Regions from separate parts of the Homo sapiens genome. Here all the other regions are linked to region 3. Evidence: chromatin contacts called from ENCODE Hi-C or POLR2A ChIA-PET data. All regions are on one chromosome and are shown on one strand. Each heading gives the region's core, a stretch centred on a gene start or an enhancer-like site at or near the end of the contact. The rest is flanking DNA. Distances are from core to core; before and after follow the strand shown. Region 1 overlaps ADGRL2 (adhesion G protein-coupled receptor L2). Region 2 overlaps ADGRL2 (adhesion G protein-coupled receptor L2). Region 3 holds the start of ADGRL2 (adhesion G protein-coupled receptor L2). Region 4 has its middle 120 kb from the start of ADGRL2.

Region 1 (2,950 bases), core at 422-2,921, 76 kb before region 3:
CTAATTAAACTAGAATCCAGTAAAACCAAAATACTACCGTAGCATATAATTTGTGTCTTTTTAGAAAAGAAATATTCTTAGTGTGTTCAAGACAAGACTATAAACCATTACACTGTGTTTATTTCATGTTTCCCATGACACCATTTACTCTAGCTTTTAGCCTTTTATGTGACATTGAGCTATTTTACAGTTACAAAATAGTTGAAAAGAATGACCTGTTAATTTGAAAGGGACACATTACAACATCTCTCTCTGGCACTATAATATTTTAATTTCTTTTCTGAAGACAAACCAGTTGGAAAGTGACCATCTGCTAGTGTGTTAGTATTATTTGGGCAAAGTAATGAATAAATGTCCTCCTTTGCAGTAAGAAGAAGACGATTAAATGAAAGAAATCCAGGGTGAACAACTGAAACTAACAGGTTGATTCAGTGCCACATAAAATGCCTTTTTCATTAATTATTTACAACTCAAACGAATAATTTTAAAACATGCATTGATAGTATAAATAAATCTTCTGAAATCTACTTTTTACAGTCACCAAATAAATATATTACAAAGCAAACAATTAAAAATAAAACTTTCTATCAATTCTTCTCATATAATTTCTTCAACATCTATTCAAACATAGATAGGCTGTCCCCTATCTATGTTCCTCATGTTAGATATGTTAAGGGAAAAGAGCAAAGCATGCCACTGAAATAGTCTTCTTGTGCCTGAGGGAAGTGCTTTGAATGTAAGAGATTTGCATACTTGGAAAGCTATGGCTTCCCTGAATCTCTTGGAAAGCTTACCAGATGAGACTAAACTCACGAAACTGTAGTCCAATTTTTAGGAGCAGAAACTATAAATGTTTATTCATTACAACTGCATAGTATTCTAATATAGCAAACAAATGGAAAATTATGGATTTTTATAATAAACATTGCCAGCCAGTTTTTAAAAAATCTGTAAACATGATTTACAGAGATTTTTCTTTCTTTCAAATAAGATTTAACTGGCTATGTCAACCTTGACTTATGATTAACACCTGGTAAACATTTTAAACGGATTTAATCGCTATTAAGCAGATAAGTCACACTCAATAACTTCTAAAGGTAAGGTATCCATATAACCACCTATAAATGGCAGTAGCTAGATTTCTTTTAAGGTCTACGTCTAACTTGCCTTCCCAAAAAGGCAAGTTAGGCTTTTTTTTTAACAAAGCAAGGTTCTTAAAGCAAACAACAACCTCCCCCCTCCCCAAAAAAAGCCACGTATTGTTCCTAGGTTTAGTTTCAGTAAAATGTGGCTCTAAAAATAAATGCTATGTATTTAAATATTCCTGGTTCATTCAGGTCAAACTAGGAATGTGTGTTGTTCTTGGAATATCTCCAGAACCTCAAGTACACACATTAAAATACTGAAACAATTTACTGGCTCCTTCTATGATTTAACACTGATGTAGCATCTTACTATATATATCAGGCAAGATTCTCAGTACTTTATGAATAATATTATAATTACTTTAATCCTAATAGTAATATTTTAATCCTCATTTTAAAGATATGTAAAACAAAGCACAGAAAGGGTAAGTGGCCCAAGGTCATGAACAGAAGAGCTATGATTCAGACTTATTCAGACTAGCTCTAGATTATGCTCACAGCACTGTTATGCCACCTTAGTCATGTCAATTGCAGCAATAAATTTTAATGCACAGAGATGAAGGCAAATACTCTTAATTGGGAAAGTCAATCCTGAGAAATATATACTATTTTATGCCACCTTGAAGTGAGAATATCTATTAAAACAAAATGTTGTTGATCATGGACAATTTAATACAAAACTATTAAAAAGGATGGCCAGGAGACAGGAACAGGAGTTAAGGCTCAATATTGTAGAATGAGCGGTTGGGCAGGAGTGGTTAAGAAGAGCACTCAGAGAATCCTGGCTCAGGGAAGGAATTTGATCTACTTTGAATTCCACTACATTAGAAAACCAAGGTTGTTAATAAACCTCAACCACAGTCAACAGCTTTGAAACTATGGCTAAAACTTTTTGAAGCTGAACTTCCACAAGTAGATTTAGCTGTGTAAAAGCTAAAGGTAGGGAATAACAATAAATGTCAAGAAATCTTAATAATTTTTCTCTAGTCTGAGGATTTGAGTTATCTGGATTCTGTCACTAAATTACTACCTTACCCTGAACAAAAACATCAAGTCTTGAACTACTGTGCATCTGATCCCTCGAGTCACAAATTAGGGTGTTGGATTATTAGCTTCAGAAAGTCCTAACTTCTACAAGTCTTTAACTTAGTCACTCTAGTTAAACAAGTACTTATTGATAGCCAGGTAACTCTACTTGTTAATACATGAAAACCTCTGTTAAGTACAAATCAGGGATTTCTCTAGTGGTCTGAAAGGATTTAATAGAATCAAAGGAAAAAGTAATTTTATAGCACATATGAATGAGTGTAAAAGGTCACATATTGTCTAGTATTATTAAGAGGTTTATAGGAAATTAAAATACTACAGATTACAATGTAAAGATATACCATAAAAACAAATGTTGGGATTCTTAAATATTATTCCCTGACAGAGTATATATAAAATTATGATAAAAATAAATGATAAAAGGTATTTAACTTACAAGTATCCGCTTCAAAAAATATTTCAGAAACACATTCAAAGCATATAATAAAACCAACCTTAATTCCACTTTTGACAAGGCATCAAAAACTCTACATTCTTAATGTATTTATTTCATATAAAGTCTTGCGTGGAAAGCACTATAACTTAACTCTTTAAAAAATATTCTAAAAATTAGCTCAAATATGGTAACTCTGGTAAAATGTCCAACTTTTTACAATACCTTAACCATTTATTGAAAAACAAAAACATAATTCTCAAGGTCTAGACTCTTAGAAAAAGACTTGTTTTACAAGCACTTTTTATACAGTATTCTCCTTATG
Region 2 (2,948 bases), core at 245-2,744, 120 kb before region 3:
GTACTCTAACAAATATACTAATATATTCTTACCAGTTGTTAATAAATACTGTTAGAGTGTTTGGCACATTTGCTTCTATATCTCAGAACCCACTAATCATTTGGCAGCAAATCAATCAATGAAAGACAAGATATCATTTTCAGAAGCCAAGCATGGTTCCATAACCATATGATATAAACCAAACTAAAATGTATCTGATTTATAGTTTACACAAGCAGTTTGTAGAAGCTTTTAAAAGTGACAATGAAAGCAGAAAGTGTCTATCCTCATATTATACTTCTAGCCTGAATTAGCTTCATATCAGTAACTTGTCTGAAAGGCTCGGTTCATCAAAATCTATAAAATGTTAGACTCAAGTGCTTTAACTATCACTAACACCATGTGCAGGCTTGGGAGTGGAGGGCCGTGTGCTGTGAAGCAGCAAATGTTGTGCTCTTCTGAAAGCTAACGTGCACTCTTATGCCACAGATATAAACAGAGTAAGCACATTAAATAATGAATGACTAGGAAAACAGCCTTATCACTGCAGTTTAAAGACACACTATACACATTATCATATTGTACACAATAAAATCTATTAAGCAATTTTAAAATTTTTTACACGTTTTGCAGAAGTTGCAACTAAACATATTAATAGACTGAGGTGGCATGTTTTATAGTAAGTCTTAGAATTTTTTTATTTGCAAAAAGTATTATAATACTTAAAGTAGTATACTCATAAAACATTACATATTCTACATAAGGAATCATGGTCAACTTCTTAAGCATATTTGATATGACATTATTAAGTAAAAGAAACACTAGAATAACTTGTCGCTGCTCTTATCTTTGACCCTTAAACTTTTCCATTTCAGCAACCTCATTAATGTCAAAATGCCATTAGAATGTCTGCCCACTTCTAAACCTCTATAGCCAAGGCAAGGCAAAACCTTTTGGATTCAATCAGAAGCACTTTCTTTTTGTATTCAGTTAAAAAGCTTAATAGAGCCACAAAGGTCAAAATATTACTTTTATTAAAGAAAAAGGATGACAAGACAAAGATAAACGTTTTGAGTGCAAAAAGCCATTTTTAGACCTGAATTGGGCTTTTTTTTTGTTTTTTTTTTCCTTTAAAACCTTTAGTTTTTATACTTAATTACTAGATTCCTATAATGTATTAGCACTTTTCTTTGGTTGGATAACAAGGGAAGCACAGATTTGAGGCAGAGATCTCTCAGAGGCTTATTGGGAGTGCTCTTAGAACTATCATTGAAGCCATGACAGATGCAGGGTTGGGGAGAGTGAGAAGGCGAACTCCAGTGCAGTCGCAACAAAAGCCCAGCAAATTCCTCAGGGCGGGAGCTCTGGAGTTGGCAGAGACCTTCAGAGATGTCCCTGAAATGAAGCAAAGATGAAGAAGCCAATCCTTTGTACTCTGGCATTCATTGGGATTCACTGGGGGCTGCCTCTGGGGAGAAGAGTTTAAGATCCCTTCAGCCCGTGGCAGTTCCTGTGGAGTGACTCAGCTGTGAGCCCATCAGCAGGCAACTCTCTTGACAGCTGGGAGAAACAGTGCCTGATCCTGAAAGGCGAACGTGGGAGGCACACTACAACACCAACCATAACACTAATGGTAAAGAGTTTTATGAGTTGTTTTCAAGGACAGTTCTTTTAATACTACTTCTCATTTTCACAGTTTTTATTCTATTTTATCTTCTTGTACACATTGACATGTCAATCCTGTTTACTAAGCGATATTCAATGGGTTTCCTATAGAGCAGTGAACCTTAACAGGCAGCTTTTAATTGGCCCACATAGGAAACCGCATTACTATTAATTCCACAGCTACAGCATAAAATAAAACCATTGCTTCTCAAACTCTAGAGCAATTAGACCTCTCGGCTATTTGGCTAACTCTGCTTCATGATACCCAATGCAGTTAATTATATTTTTTGATGTTAATAGTCTCTGTCAGTCTCAAGCATAACTTCTCTTTGATGAATATTTAAATTATATTTGAATAAAAAATAATCTTGGTTACATTTCATATTCAGTAATCATCACAGCTTAATAAAGGTCTACTCATCAAGGGTTGAAATAAATGGCAAGATATATAAAAGTGCCTTGAACCAACTTATTAGATAATATATTTGTTATGACCACTATTTATCTATCTAACATACCTGCTTTTGTACATTTTCAAAGGTACAGTCTCATTCACATATTTCACAATTTGATTTCAAAAGTTACTTACAAACATTCTTTCAAGTTTACATAGAATTCTATTAATTAATGATAAGAACACTTTAGGATGTCATAAGATAATCAAATGTATGAAAAAAATTACAGAATTATAAAATATCATTAAAAAATCAGCATACATTCTATTCCTGTGTGATTTTTCTAAGTACCAAGAGTAAAACTTAAAAAAAAAAAGCTTTCATTTACTAAAGGATGTTTTTTATTATAAATCTAACAGAAACACCATTACTAAGGAAAAGTAACTTAAATAATAGTTTTCTTCATATAAAGTCTGTAATGGGAGTTGAGGGTGAGGGAAACTTCCAAAAATTAGGAGGAGAAGAAGGGGGAGGAGAGTATAAAAGCAAAGTATATTAGTGAAATTTATTTAAAATCTGTTTATTCCTCCATTTAGTTTTGTCCATATTATAATAGGAGGGCTTTAAGCCAAGCATTTATTTAACATAAACTGCGAAAATGGGTTATTCTAGCTCAAAGCTTTTACTAAATAAATAAATGTTTTAGTTTATAAACTTAAATAATGTCCTTTAAAAAATGAATTTGTTTAATTTTTAATCTTTCAGTCTCTCTTCTCCCAAATCCTAAATCTCTGAAATACAAAGAAGATATCTAAAGATACAATGAAATATCCTAAAATGTACATATCAACCTGTGAATGTCCAGGGGAATGCTATGCCAACTTCTTGAAACTATCACCTGATAAATAA
Region 3 (3,433 bases), core at 394-2,893:
TTAAAAAATGCATGGCTACGGGAGCCTCATCCTAACCCCCTTGCCAGCGCCCCCGGCAACTAGACTGATGCCTGGAGAGCGTTACAATGGCTCCACGAGAAAAGGAGAAGCCGGCTGGACCGGACTGAGAGTTCTGCGGATCGATTTCCAAGAGGAGATTGGGGGGAGGGAGCGAGCAGCCCGAGCGAGCGCGGGTCTCCCCCTGGGCCAGCCGAACAGCAACAGCCGAGCCCCATTAACCCGCGGCTCCCTGCGCCTCCAGCATCCACCCCCGGACTGGAGGCGCAAAGCAAACAGGTCTCCGAAGCTGGGCACAGAGGCACATTGTTCGCTCCTGCGGCTCTTACCTCCGTCTGCGAGCGCGCCCCGAGGGAGGGCCGTCTGGCGTGGGGGCCGCGCGGGGACAGGCGCGGAGGGCAGCGGCTACCCCGGCCGGAGAGGGCCGAGGCCGGCCGCGAGCGGGTCCTCGGCCGCCGAGTCCGCGCGGGAGGCAGCGCCGCAGCTCCCCGGCCGGACACGGCGCCGCAGCTCGGCGCGTCCTCCTGCTCGGCCGCCGCCGCCTCCAGCCGAGCAGCCAGCGCCGGGCGGCTCCTGGGGTTAAGTCAACATTTTCCCGCAGTTTCCCACACGCCGCTCTTCGAGAGAGGTCTTTCACACACACGCACACACCCCCAGACCGCACGCTCCCTTAGGAAAAAAAAATCGGGAATCAGAGCGAAAGGGGTGGTGGAAGCAAAAGCCTGACAGAGGTGCGCAGACTTGGGAGTCCCTTCGAAGCGACGGGCGGGAGGGCGCCGGGGGCGCGAGGCCAACTCAGTTTGTCAGGCGAAGCCCCTCAGCCCCCCGAGCGCCCGGCCGGAATAGCATCCCTCGCGCCGACCCTGCGGCCTGGGGCGGGAGGCGGCGGCGACCCCTCCTCACATTTCGGATCTCCCGGCCGGGGCTGAGCGGTGGCCGCTGCCCCAAGGAAGGCTGGCGGCGCAGACTCGGGCTCGGGGAAGCAAGGAGTAGCCGGGAAGAGCCACGCCACACACAGCAGCGGAGGGGAGATGCCCCCCAACAATCCCAAGGAATTCTCTGGTAAGCTCCCGATTTCGCCCCAGCACCTCTGCGTGTGTGTGAGCGGAGAGAGAGTGAGAGGGAGCGAGAGGGAGAGAGAGAGAGACGGGGGAATGCGAAGTCCTGACACAGACTCTCCGCGAGGTCTGAACTGGAGTCACCTCCAGCCTCCTCCTCCTCCTTCCCCCAAATCCGCCCTCCCCGCCAGTTGGGCTAATCATATAAACATACTAGCGTGTACAGCGTCAAAGGACAAATCTCTCCCTCCTGAGTTTTCCAGCAAGGGGCTCGGGCAAACTCAAAAGAAGATTACAGGCAGCTAAGTACAAAACGTGGAGCAGATAATCTATAACTCATTGTCGCCCAATGGCCGTTTTCCACTCCATTTGAGCAGCTGCTGCGGCTGTGCGCCCAAGCGGCGGGGAGGAGGAGCGAAAGGGGATACTTACGGGCTCGAGCCCTTCGGACGGCGGTGGCGGTGGCCAAGCAGCCGCCCGAGGACCAGGCCGGCCCCGGCTCCGCCGGCGGGGCGGCCGCAGGGCTGTCCGGGCGGCGGTGGCGGCGAGGGACGCGCGCGCACGGCCGTGGAACGCGCCCCGGAGGCGGCCTGCGCCAGCTCGCGCCCCTCCCCTTCTCTCCCCTCCCAGTCGGTTCGCGCTCCCCCTACCCCCAGGTCCCCGAGCTCTGCCTCCAGCTCCCCCCATTAACACACCCATTCAACCGCTAACCCCTAGCCCACCCCCAAACTCCACTCACTGCGCGCTGGGTCCTCCGCGCGCTCCGCCGGCGCGCGCTCTCCATCCTGTCCACACACATGCACTTTAAAAACATTTATTTTATTTCTGGAGTGGGTGAAGAGTATTTGGGAGAGCGCCGCGAAGCGCGGCGCTCCGAGGCTGAGCGCAGGGGGATGACCAGCGGCTCGGGGCCCCCTCCCCTCTAGGCCCAGGAGCTTGCTCCCGGCCTGGACTTCGGAGAGGCGCCCGGGATGCGTCTTTCACCCACCCCGTCTCCAGGTTTTCTCTTTTCTCCACGCACCGAGCCAGAGGCCCCGAAACTTTTAGTTTCCGTAGCCCTCCTTTTGTGTAACTGCATGGAGGAGAAAGAACGTCTGTTCGCCGCGGCTGCCTCCGTCCGGCTGCGGCGCGCGGGGGACGCTCCAGGGTTAATGCGTCTTTGATACCTGAGATTTCCGGCGCGCTCGTTAATGAAAGTTACATTTTTTTAAATTGCGATGATTTTTTTCTTTGTAGTTACGTAGAGCCAGCTAAACTTTGACTTTATTGACTATATTTCACAAGAGCGTTTTGTTTGTTTTTGATTAAACTCACCAGGATAAGCAAAGGAAGGAAAGGAGACTACAAGGCTCTTTACTCTCAAGTATAGTCACAGAGCTGTTAGGTCTGTTTCCCTCATTTCCTTACATTGAAACTGCCTTTGCTCTTGTCCTCTGAACACACTTCCTTGCCCCTCTCGGTTGGCAATGTCAGCAAACAGCCAGGCAGAGCCTACGATGGACCTAAGCTGAAAGGAACAGAGCAGGACAGGGCGAATCACGCTGGAAAAACGTTTAAAAGCCAGTTAAGTGTCCTGTGCATGCCACAAAATTCAAACATGGATTTTTTTTTTATTGCAAAATTTCTGAGCTGGAAGCAGCTATGTTTTCAGATGTATTTGTAAACCACTGATTCTACTAATGAATGCAGCCATCAATTAAATAAGCATATTTACCTTTTTTTCAAGAAAAAAATGATTCTCCAATATTTAAAACCTAGAAAGTAGGATAAAACTTAAGCTGCTTTGCTTTCAGAAACAATAGGTACTTTTTGGTGCTGCAGGAATGTTGCAAGCATCATACTTCAGGAATCATTCCAAACAATGTTATTAATATGTCAACAGCAGATTGTTCAAAATACATGAAGATCCTAAATACCTATCAGTATTTTGTCAGAAAGCCAGATAGGTGTAGTACTAAAGTAAATCCAATCCAACTACTGGTCAAGTTTGTTCTTGACTTGTAGGAAATCATAGGTTAAATGTACGTGTGTCCAAATAACTAGAACATGTTCTTTTGGTGGTTTCATTGTAATTCTCAGATTAAAAAAGAACCTTTGATAATCTAATTTCTTCTACCTGATGTATTGATGTTTTAATATTCTCACTATTTCAAAAGATAAAAGGAGCAACTTAGAGCATTGGTGCTTTAAACTACATACACACTTACATCTGGAATTTCTTACATAACATAATTCAAATATTAACCACGCAGGATATAAACTAGTCTGGATAAAGTACACTTATGCAGAGCTGGTGCAAAACCTTATAACGTACCTAAGTTTTTACATATGTCAAAATACATACATACAACAGATCT
Region 4 (3,290 bases), core at 786-3,285, 120 kb after region 3:
CAAGCGTGTTTATAGCAGCACAATTCACAATTGCAAAACGTGGAACCAACCCCAATGCCCATCGGTCAATGAATGGATAAAGAAACTGTGATATATATATATACATACGTACATACATACACACACACACACACATAATGGAATACTACGCAGCCATAAAAGGAATTAATTAACAGTATTTGCAGTGACCTGGATGAGATTGGAGACTATTATCCTAAGTGAAGTAACTCAGGAATGGAAAATCAAACATCGTATGTTCTCACTGATGTGTGGGAGCTAAGCTATGAGGACGCAAAGGCATAACAATGATGATGGACTTTGGAGATTTGGGGGGAAGAGTGGGAGGGAGGCAAGGGATAAAAGACTACAAATATGGTGCAGTGTATACTGCTCGGTTGATGGATGCACCAAAATCTCACAAATCACCACTAAAGAACTTACTCATGAAACCAAATATCACCTGTACCCCAATAACTTATGGAAAAAAAATAGTATTTGAAAACATTCTGTATAAGGCAATGGTGCTTAATATTTTGGGGTTTAAAAATACTTCTAGAAATCCAAAGACAGCTATGGACTCTTTTCTGAGAAATATGCACATTCATGTCTATTCAGAAAACAAAACCCATTTTCTTTTCTTTATTTACTTTTTATTTTTGAGATAGAGTCTCATTCTGTCACCCAGGCTGCAGTGCAGTGGCACTATCTCAGCTTAGTGCAACCTCCTTCACCCTGGTTCAGACGATTCTCCTACCTCAGCCTCCTGAGTAGCTGGGATTACAGGTGCCTGCCACCATGCCCAGCTAATCTTTGTATTTTTAGTAGAGACAGGGGTTTCACCATTTTGGCCAGGCTGGTCTCGAGCACCTGACCTCAGGTGATCCACCCGCCTCGGCCTCCCAAAGTGCTGGGATTACAGGCGTGAGCCACTGCGCCCGGCCCAAAACAACCCTTTTTCACGAACATTCTAAAGCACTTTCATGGACAAACCTGTATACCAGGTTAAGAACTTCCATAAAGGCAAAGCCCTTGAATGGTGACCTTCAAGGTCCAGAAGAGGGCTTTTAAGAAAAGGTTTATTTTAAGGTTCAGAACAATAGACTCCTATATAGCGTTATCACACATTCCATCCATTCCAAGAGACTGAATTGAAAGAAACAAATATGCACATGGAGCTGCCCCCTCTCTGTGGAGGTAATGGAATTTTCATGCACACACCACAGGGTAGAAGAATTCAAAGGCGCTTGTTTAAGCCAGATGACATGCAGCCACGTTATGGCCAGACCACACTAGCCTCACATCCAAAGAGACACACACAGTAGGTTCACTGCAGTGAAGCATATGAAACATAGTAGAGGTATGGAGTTTGTGCCTTTGAAGCTTAACGTCAATCTTAAGATAGTTCCTAAACAAATGAAAAAAGAAATTACTGTCATTAATCACTCTCTGATTCTTAACAATATTTTTTTCCTCAGTCCTAAAATTTAAGCCGATTACCAGCCATTCCCTGAGATTCAAAGGCCAGGGAAGAACTTGCATGAGAAAACAATGTGTATGCATCTCAGTTGTCTTTTCTGACCCCTCATCTCCTCTCTTTCCAGCAACAGCTTCCTTCCTGTAATACTTTCCTTCTTGCAATGGCAAAGAAAAAGAAAAATACACACACACACACACACACACACACACATATATATGTATATATATGGAACTTTCTAACTGAGCCAACTTCAAATTGCCAAACCAAAATCTGGAAGGTTGCTTTTTAAAATGCTTTTGTAGCCAAACAGATGTATTTCTAAATTTTACTTCATTCACTGGCTTCTCCCCACTATATTTAGGATTCATTGCTCATTTTCTTATCATTTTCCATTTCATTGCTTTTGTTTCACATTCAAGTAACTGTAGGTCAAATGTACTCCAGACTATTCTGTTAAAGACGTGTTAAAATCAAATAGAAACTGCATGATTAACGATATGAATCATCCATTTTATAAAAAAACAAGAAAGTAAACAAGTGCTTGGCAAAGCCCCACCTGCTTTGCTGCTGTTGCGGTGCTATGCATATGGTGAGGAAAACAATTCCCCCTTCTCAAGGCTGAACTAAAATTAGGCTCCACCTGCAAGATGTTAATGAAAACTTACACAGCTGCATTCCAGAAACAAGTTACACAGATTGCTTTTGGAAAGCTCTGTGTAAAAGCAAACTTGTTAGCTCTTTGCCTAGTTCCCAAACTGTAGTATTAATTTTAATGTCAATTATTAGCACAATAACCAACTGATAAGTAACCTCAAAATAGATCTGATACATCCGATAGGAAATACACCGGGACTTTATCCACACATATTGCTGAGTTTAACCCTTTACTCACACATGCATTCTTCCTGTCTCTTCTTTGGCACTGGCTTTCAAACAGAAGACAGGAGAACATGTGAAGTCACTGGAATGGGTCCCAAACAGTTCCAGTTCACATGGAGGCTCCCCTTATCCACATGCTGCTTACTGGCAAGAAGAATGAGAAGCACATGCTTCCTTTGCCCTCCATCCCTTCTGCAGGTTCTCAAGCTTTCTTTGGTAAAGACTCAAATAGGAACCAAATTACATCAGACTCACATCCACCTTTCTCTTACAGATTTAAGATATAGAGGCAGCTGGTGAATTCTTACCAGAGCAAGCAGTCTCTCTGCTTCATTTCCAGGTCAAGTCTTCACAGCTCTGTTCTATAGGCCAAAGGGCTCATTCTTGATCCTCATTACTTTCCTAGGTCTTACTATAGTGCTTATCCTTGGAGGGAAGATGTATTATAGTTTAATTATTTAGTAAACTATGTGTGTCAAAAAATTCAAGAAGCTGCCATTGGGGGATGGAGGATCTCTGCCTTTTAAAAATCCCAGCCTTGAAAAAAATTCCTTTTCATCACTTCCTTTACTTGTAATTTCTTTAGTTTTATCAAGGAGCAGGAAATGCATGCAGTTGTTCTGAGTTGATCTATGTTCCCAACATTGCAGGTGTCATTGTATAGATTCTTAATATTTTCATACTTGCCCCTTCTTTAAGGCTCTGATACAATTTAAAAAAAATTTTTTTTCTGAAAGTCAAATAGGCTGAATTGGATCTCGAGCGGCAAAGTCAATTTCTGTTAGAGATTAAATAATGGAGAAAACAGCAATGCTAACAAGTAGAAGAAGGCTGCCTTTCATTACCCCATCTGATTTCATTAGCCTAATTCACGATTATTAATTATCGGTCTGATGAGATCATCAGTGTAAGCATGCCAGCCTCATGATGGTTG

What was found. A loop is a pair of places that touch in the nucleus more often than their neighbours do. ChIA-PET counts read pairs that join two places held with the same protein, here RNA polymerase II (POLR2A). Pooled maps may share reads with other maps.
Region 1: a map of mammary epithelial cell shows a loop between it and region 3 (2.6-fold over the local background). The contact joins the enhancer-like site here to the promoter of ADGRL2 in region 3. A Hi-C loop is called at or near these places in 3 of 168 maps with a recorded cell type or tissue (Right ventricle myocardium inferior, mammary epithelial cell and thyroid gland) and 1 of 50 pooled maps. POLR2A ChIA-PET finds 5 or more read pairs at or near these places in 1 of 52 experiments (H1).
Region 2: a loop to region 3 is called in a map of prostate gland, with 3 times the contacts of the local background. The contact joins the enhancer-like site here to the promoter of ADGRL2 in region 3. A Hi-C loop is called at or near these places in 6 of 168 maps with a recorded cell type or tissue (Right ventricle myocardium inferior, gastrocnemius medialis, heart left ventricle and 2 more) and 5 of 50 pooled maps. POLR2A ChIA-PET finds 5 or more read pairs at or near these places in 3 of 52 experiments (HEK293, HEK293T and activated naive CD4-positive, alpha-beta T cell).
Region 4: a loop to region 3 is called in a map of endothelial cell of umbilical vein, with 8 times the contacts of the local background. The contact joins the enhancer-like site here to the promoter of ADGRL2 in region 3. A Hi-C loop is called at or near these places in 4 of 168 maps with a recorded cell type or tissue (Calu3, PC-9, endothelial cell of umbilical vein and 1 more) and 4 of 50 pooled maps. POLR2A ChIA-PET finds 5 or more read pairs at or near these places in 2 of 52 experiments (AG04449 and WTC11).

What each region holds. Positions count from the first base shown.
Region 1 is chr1:81,875,957-81,878,906 of GRCh38, reverse strand. The region is part of intron 2 of ADGRL2 (adhesion G protein-coupled receptor L2); the gene reads right to left. Among named protein-coding and RNA genes, the nearest start is that of ADGRL2, 76 kb to the right of the region's middle. Within about 2 kb of position 1,671, at least 3 of the 41 ENCODE cell types and tissues checked have a DNase peak (open chromatin) inside an H3K27ac peak, as active enhancers do; they include mammary epithelial cell and thyroid gland, where a contact is called at or near this core.
Region 2 is chr1:81,919,022-81,921,969 of GRCh38, reverse strand. The region is part of intron 3 of ADGRL2 (adhesion G protein-coupled receptor L2); the gene reads right to left. Among named protein-coding and RNA genes, the nearest start is that of ADGRL2, 120 kb to the right of the region's middle. Within about 2 kb of position 1,494, at least 4 of the 41 ENCODE cell types and tissues checked have a DNase peak (open chromatin) inside an H3K27ac peak, as active enhancers do; they include heart right ventricle, where a contact is called at or near this core.
Region 3 is chr1:81,799,144-81,802,576 of GRCh38, reverse strand. ADGRL2 (adhesion G protein-coupled receptor L2) reads right to left here and starts at 1,643. Exons shown (of 24, transcript NM_001366006.2): 1 at 1,509-1,643.
Region 4 is chr1:81,680,501-81,683,790 of GRCh38, reverse strand. It overlaps a transcript of ADGRL2 not described here. Among named protein-coding and RNA genes, the nearest start is that of ADGRL2, 120 kb to the left of the region's middle. RefSeq lists an enhancer at 942-1,510. Within about 2 kb of position 2,035, at least 6 of the 41 ENCODE cell types and tissues checked have a DNase peak (open chromatin) inside an H3K27ac peak, as active enhancers do; they include PC-9 and endothelial cell of umbilical vein, where a contact is called at or near this core.